Regions from separate parts of the Homo sapiens genome. Here region 1 is linked to region 2. The links are chromatin loops, found by intact Hi-C in ENCODE. Cell type or tissue: PC-3. All regions are shown on one strand. Links, peaks and the distances in the headings refer to the core of each region. The heading gives the core; the rest is flanking DNA.

What was found. A loop is a pair of places that touch in the nucleus more often than their neighbours do. Peaks named below come from ENCODE experiments on the same cell type or tissue, not always from the same donor. Only the 100,000 strongest peaks of a DNase experiment are listed, where the experiment ranks them.
Region 1: it touches region 2 in a loop (3-fold over the local background); 2 of 110 quality-filtered maps call a loop at or near these places.

Annotation. Positions count from the first base shown.
Region 1 is chr2:165,507,952-165,510,880 of GRCh38, forward strand. All of the region lies in intron 2 of CSRNP3 (cysteine and serine rich nuclear protein 3), which reads left to right. Among named protein-coding and RNA genes, the nearest start is that of CSRNP3, 40 kb to the left of the region's middle. In PC-3, for the core only: no CTCF peak of the experiment used is centred there; a DNase peak (open chromatin) is centred at 1,170.
Region 2 is chr2:165,584,979-165,587,907 of GRCh38, forward strand. All of the region lies in intron 3 of CSRNP3 (cysteine and serine rich nuclear protein 3), which reads left to right. Among named protein-coding and RNA genes, the nearest start is that of CSRNP3, 120 kb to the left of the region's middle. In PC-3, for the core only: no CTCF peak of the experiment used is centred there; a DNase peak (open chromatin) is centred at 1,253; H3K27ac peaks cover 758 bases.

The sequences.
Region 1 (2,929 bases), core at 176-2,675, 77 kb before region 2:
TCTCCAGGACAAAAATCGCATGGTTTCCATGCAGGAACATATCCATGATAACACTTAAGGTAGGTGCCATCGACTGCTTGATTAACTAAAAGTTGAGCTAACCAATTATGTAAAGGTCTCCGTCTTTTATTCCTATCAGTGGATGTCAGTTTTTCTTTTTTTAGAATCGATTTCTATTTTCTGCAGCTGAACATGAAAGTACACTGACTAACATAGTCTGCAGTTTAGCTGTGTTCCCAGGACCATCTGTAAGAATTTATGCATTTCCTGGGAATCTGATCAATTCTACCGGCAATTCTGTTTTCTTTGTAAGATTAAGTAACCCTGCAATTAATTTTATATTTAAAAGTTGATGTTTCTTTGAAAAAATTGTGAGCCCCATGTCCAAAAGACATTCTGTACTTTAAAATTGACTTCCCTGAATAAGTCTCTTTTATGCACACATACAAAGAATTTTATGTTAAAAGCATGGATATCATCATACCACAGACTTCGTTTAATATTTCTTCCTTTCTTTCTTCTTTTTTATTTTTTGGCTTGACTTCTCCATCTTCTTCCCCTCTGTCCTTCATTCACATCTCTTGCCCCTGCGAGTAACTCTTATTGACAACCTGGTTTATATTCTTTCATGTGTTTTTAAAATATTGAATAATCATAAACATTTACATATTCTAAGAGGAATTTTTAGTCAAAAAATGGATTATATTTTCTCTGAGGGTTTTCTGTCAAAAAAACAGATCATATCTATACATTTTTCTTCATCTTGGTTTTCTCATTGGACAGCACCTTATGGAAATTCCCCAAGTTATTTGTCATAGCTGTATTTTAGTAACTTTTATTTGTTTAATAATTTCATAATATTACAAGGTATGGACATTTAACAGTTTAGTCTGTCTTTCCCCTATGGGTGCTCATTTGTTTCGGGTTAGTTTTTATGTTACTATGAAAAAGGCTATAATATATATTCTTTAAAAAATATCCTTATAGACTTATACTTCACCTTTTATGAGACAGACATTTATGGACTAACACTGACTTAACAGATATTAGCATATTGCTTTTTCCAAATGGCAGTAAAATACATACTCCTATCAGCTTTGGATAAGATTATACTTTTTCCCATAAATACCAAGTAATAGGTGTTTATCCATTCAACAAGAGAAAGCCCCTCCCCTCATGATGTCTACATTAGTCATCAAGATGGATAATAACTAAATAGCTCTATAAAGTCACAAATGTGCTGTGAGGAAAAATAAAATAGGGTTAAGGAATAGGAATGGGGATAGCTATTTTAAATAAAGATGTTTATATAAGGCCACTCCAAAGAGAATATTTTGGGGGCTCAATGAAGTGAGGGAGTAGGCCATGTAATATGTGGGGTAGGAGGAGGCTTCCAGGAGAAATAATAACAAATGTAAGATGTCAGAAAAGAGCTTGACACTTGTGTGAAGACTGGATTCGAAGTTATTGTCAGGTAGTGGAAGTGAAAGATGTGGGGACTTGGCCTAAGGTGGTAGCTGTGGAGATGATGAGAAGTGGTCAGATTGAGGATGCATCTTGAAGGCAGAGCTGAAAGGCAATGCTGATTGTTTGGCTGTGGGGTGTGAGAGAAAGACATGAACATGAATTATTTATAGGCTTTTTACAATAAGCATTTTATTTTCAAATAATGTTAGAGTTTTGAAAAAGTTGCAAAAATATCACAGAGAGTTCCCATGCACCCTTTGCTCAGCTTCCCCCAGTGTTAACCTCTTACATAACAATAGCACACTTGTCAAAGTAAGAAATTACCACTCGGTATCATGCTATTAAACAAGGTACAGACTCTTCAGCTTTCACATTTTACCCATGAATATTCTTTTTTTGATACAGGATCCAATCAAGGATACCACATTGAATTCGGTCATCATGTCTCCTTAGTCTCACTGAGGTGTGACAGTGACTGTCTTTCCTTGTTTTTTATTATCCTGATTTTTTGAAGAGCTTGAGTCAAGTTATTTTAGAATGTTCCTCAATCTTAGTTTTCTCTGATGTTTTCTAATGATTAGACTTCGGGTAAGGGTTTTTGGGAAGAACACCAGAGAAGTAAAGTACTCTTCATATTGAATCATATCGGGGATATATAATATCAGCATAATGTATCACTGGTAATATTCACGTTAGTCAGTTGGTTGAGATAGTGTCTGCAAGATTTATCCACTGTAGCATTACTATTTTTATTTTTTCACGCTCTGTTTTTTTGAAATAACTAACCCAACCCAGGTCACACTCAAGGTCGATGGTGGTGATCAAGCTTTGCTTCTTAAATGGGGATGATCTGTATATGTTCTTTGGAAACTTTTTGTAAGGAACAGTTTTTCTCTTCTCTCTCATTTACTTGTTTACTCAGTCATTTATTTAGATCCATATAGACTCATATATATTTATTTTTTCTTGGGATTATAATATAATACTACCATTAATATTTGTTGCCTCAGCTATTTCAACTCTGACCATTGAGAGCTCTTTCAGGTTTGCTCTTGTATCCTTTTGACATGCCCTGGTCTATCCTATTTTTCTTCTTCCTTACTTTCTGGTATTTACACAATGTTTCAGGTTCATCTTGTATTTCCTCTTTCCTGGTCCTAAAATCAGCCATTTTCACTAAGGAGCTAGGTTTTAATTGAGCACTTTAGTAAATGATAATGCCATTTCCTGATATAAAGAAGCCCAGAGAGGGTAGAAGCCTGGATTATGTGTCTTCTGTCCTTTGTTCCTTATTACTTATTATTGTTATTTTTTGGACATACTATGTTTGAGAAGCCTATTGGCCATTCAAATGGAGTTGCAGAATAGAGTAAACAGTAGATATGAGTCTAAAGCTCAGAGAAGAGGTTCAGGTTAGAGATCTAAATTTTGGATTCATCAATAAATGGTGCTACTTAAAGAC
Region 2 (2,929 bases), core at 154-2,653:
TACAGCCTATGGATCACAGGTTGGACAAGCTTGGTTTAGACTATATTCACTGTTTGATTAACATAATAGTATAAGGACAGAACATTATAGATTACTAAAAATCATGATTTTAAAAAGTTGGGAATGAAAAGGATTTAATTTAAACTAACAGTTAAACATTTGTTCAGGTATTTAGGAACATTTGGTTAACTAAAGCTATTTCTCAAAATTATAAAAGTATCATAGCATAATGTGTTTTTTTTTTTTTTTAACTGAGTTCTCTTTTCTTGAATATTGTAATAAAACCTATATACCATCAATTCAGCCACTGTCCTCTTCATCTTCTATCTGGCCCAGTAGACCATCTGGTTGATAATTTGACGTTGTGAATATTTTTACTTTTGCCAGCTAAGCTCTTCCGACCTGCTATCACAGATGAGCCACTCACAGGTATTATCATCAGCTTGTTTACAATGTCTCTCATGTCACCATTTGAATTTGGTGAAGCAATCAGAAGAAACAGCAAAATTACGTTCCTTTCTGAGTAAAGCTAAAGAAGAAAAGCTTTTCCTATGCAACTCAATCCAGACACTGGTGTTTCTTGGGCCCTCAGCCCATTGCTGATTGAAGCAAGCACCCTTACCTTATTAAGTTCATTAGAATAGAACTTTATCATAGTTTCTTGGTGTTTTGTGCTTGCTGGAAGAATTTACTGGAAGAATGCACAATAGATTATTTTGCACTTTCACAAATCACAAAAAATCCCTCCTCTCATGCCACCTTGTAATGCAAGTTGTTTAACATGCCTGTTGATCTAAAATCTTCCACCTTTGCCAAATTACAAAGGTGGAAGAATCTTTGTTAATGATCCTTGCAGTTAAAAGTTACTCTCACTTTGCTTAAATACAAAATCAGCAATGCAAAGGATAAACCGAATCTCCCAAGTAAAAGTGGACAGAGGGGCTCTTGATGCCTCCTATTGTTCCTGATAGAATACCCCCTAAGGCTCATGCACTACACAGTGTGATGGAATAAGGATCCTACGGATCAGATGAACCCAGGACTCACAGCTCACCTTCCTTTCATTTTCCGGCCAGGAAAGAAATAACATCTCATTAAAGTGAACATCTCATTACCATATAAGAAAATTATTGCCATGCCAGAGTTACTTCCTGTCAAGTTCATTTCTTCCTACATCAGTGGTAGGCAGGCCTGTGCTTAATCTATTAACCATCACTCAGCACTCAAACTTTTTCAGATTGTTTGGTAAATTCATGATTCACCTTTGGTAAATTCATGATTCACCCAAATGACTTTACATGTTTTATTTACTGGGTTTCAAGGGCAGGAATTTTCATGTACGTGGTTCTAATCCAGGTGGATTTTCCTATTTAGATGTTTTGGTTAATTGCACAGTCATTTACTTTCTCACCAAGAGAACGAATGAAGGTTGTCAGATTAACAAAAAACAACAAAAAAGTAGATTTCTCAGTTAAGGTTGAATTTCAGATAAATTTTAGTGTAAGTATGTCCCAAATGTCAATTTTTTTAATCTGAAATTTAAATTTAACTGGGTGTCCCATATTTTTATTTGCTAAATCTGACAACCCTAAGAGGTTCTTCTGCAAATCGTGTTACCTGCTCCTCAGACATGGGGATTTATGGTGTTCTTAAGACATATTTTCTGTGGTCATTTCCTTATGATAGATAACAGAACAGGAAATAGGGGCAAAATATAAGAAGAAAAAAGGATTAAACACTAGATGAATATCAGTGGGATAGTAAGAACTAAATGAGTTATCTATGAAAGCCATGGAATTTTTAGACTGTCAAAAAAGAGTAAAATAAACAAGATTTCAAGATATACCCAAAGGTTCATTTCAGCCATTCTTCCACAGGCATTAAAATGAATGTTTTTATCCGTCCTCTTGATTTGACATTTTTAATCAAACCCTCCACCTAATATGCTTCTGGCTTCTGATATTTTCCCTTTGAACTCACCATTAACTTTGCCTTCCCAATAGGACAGAAATATATTAAATGAAACAATTGTACTTATAATCACAGAAAATCTAGTGTTGTTTCTTTATTAGTTTTTTCTTGCAGACAGAGATGGAAACATTAACAGTTTTCTGCTACTTTTTCATAAATGTGCTCACAGGCTTCTGAGCAATGGTCATATCTAATGTAAATGCTAAACAAATCATATATGTTAGTGAAGAATAACAGATTTCTGAGATCATAACATGCTTATTTAATGTTTTAAAATAAAGTAGTTCTTATTTAAATTTTGCAATAGACAGGGAAGTGTGGGTGCAGGGAAAGGGAAATCCCTGAGAATGTGGCCAAGACGTGAATTCATGGATTATACTGATAAATGCACAAAAAAGATAAATTGGTGACAGATGAGGAAATGATACTGGCTTTGAAATGCAATTGAGTCTCTGGAGTAGTACCCAGCCAGGTGGCCCCCTGTTCACAATGTCTCCCTCTCGGCCTAATGGCCACGTAGTTGAATGATCAAGGGGCAGACACCTGACCCAAGATAGGTCAAAAAGTTGCTCAGCCTTTGGAACATTACAGTTGAACTGTGACACAGAGAGAAGTTGCTGGAGCTTAAATCTGGTAATTGCAGAGCTCCAGAGAAGGAATTTTTATAGCCATAATCCCAGAAGCTGCCCTAGTTCCTGTTTCCTGAGTTTTGGTTTCAAGCTGTATCGTAGATTGCATGAACTAGTCCAGTGTTTTCCCAACAGAAGTCTTTTGCTTAAGTTAGTCTAGAGTTGGCTTTTGTGTTGCTTGTGAGCAAAAAAAAATTGTATGATGCTTTGGGCTCAGTTTCATTTCTCATTTTCATTCTCATTCAACCAAATATGTTGTTAGGGGAGTTAGAGTGGTAAATGAGATGAATAGGATTTCTGACTTCATGGAGCTTTCAGTCTAGCAGAAA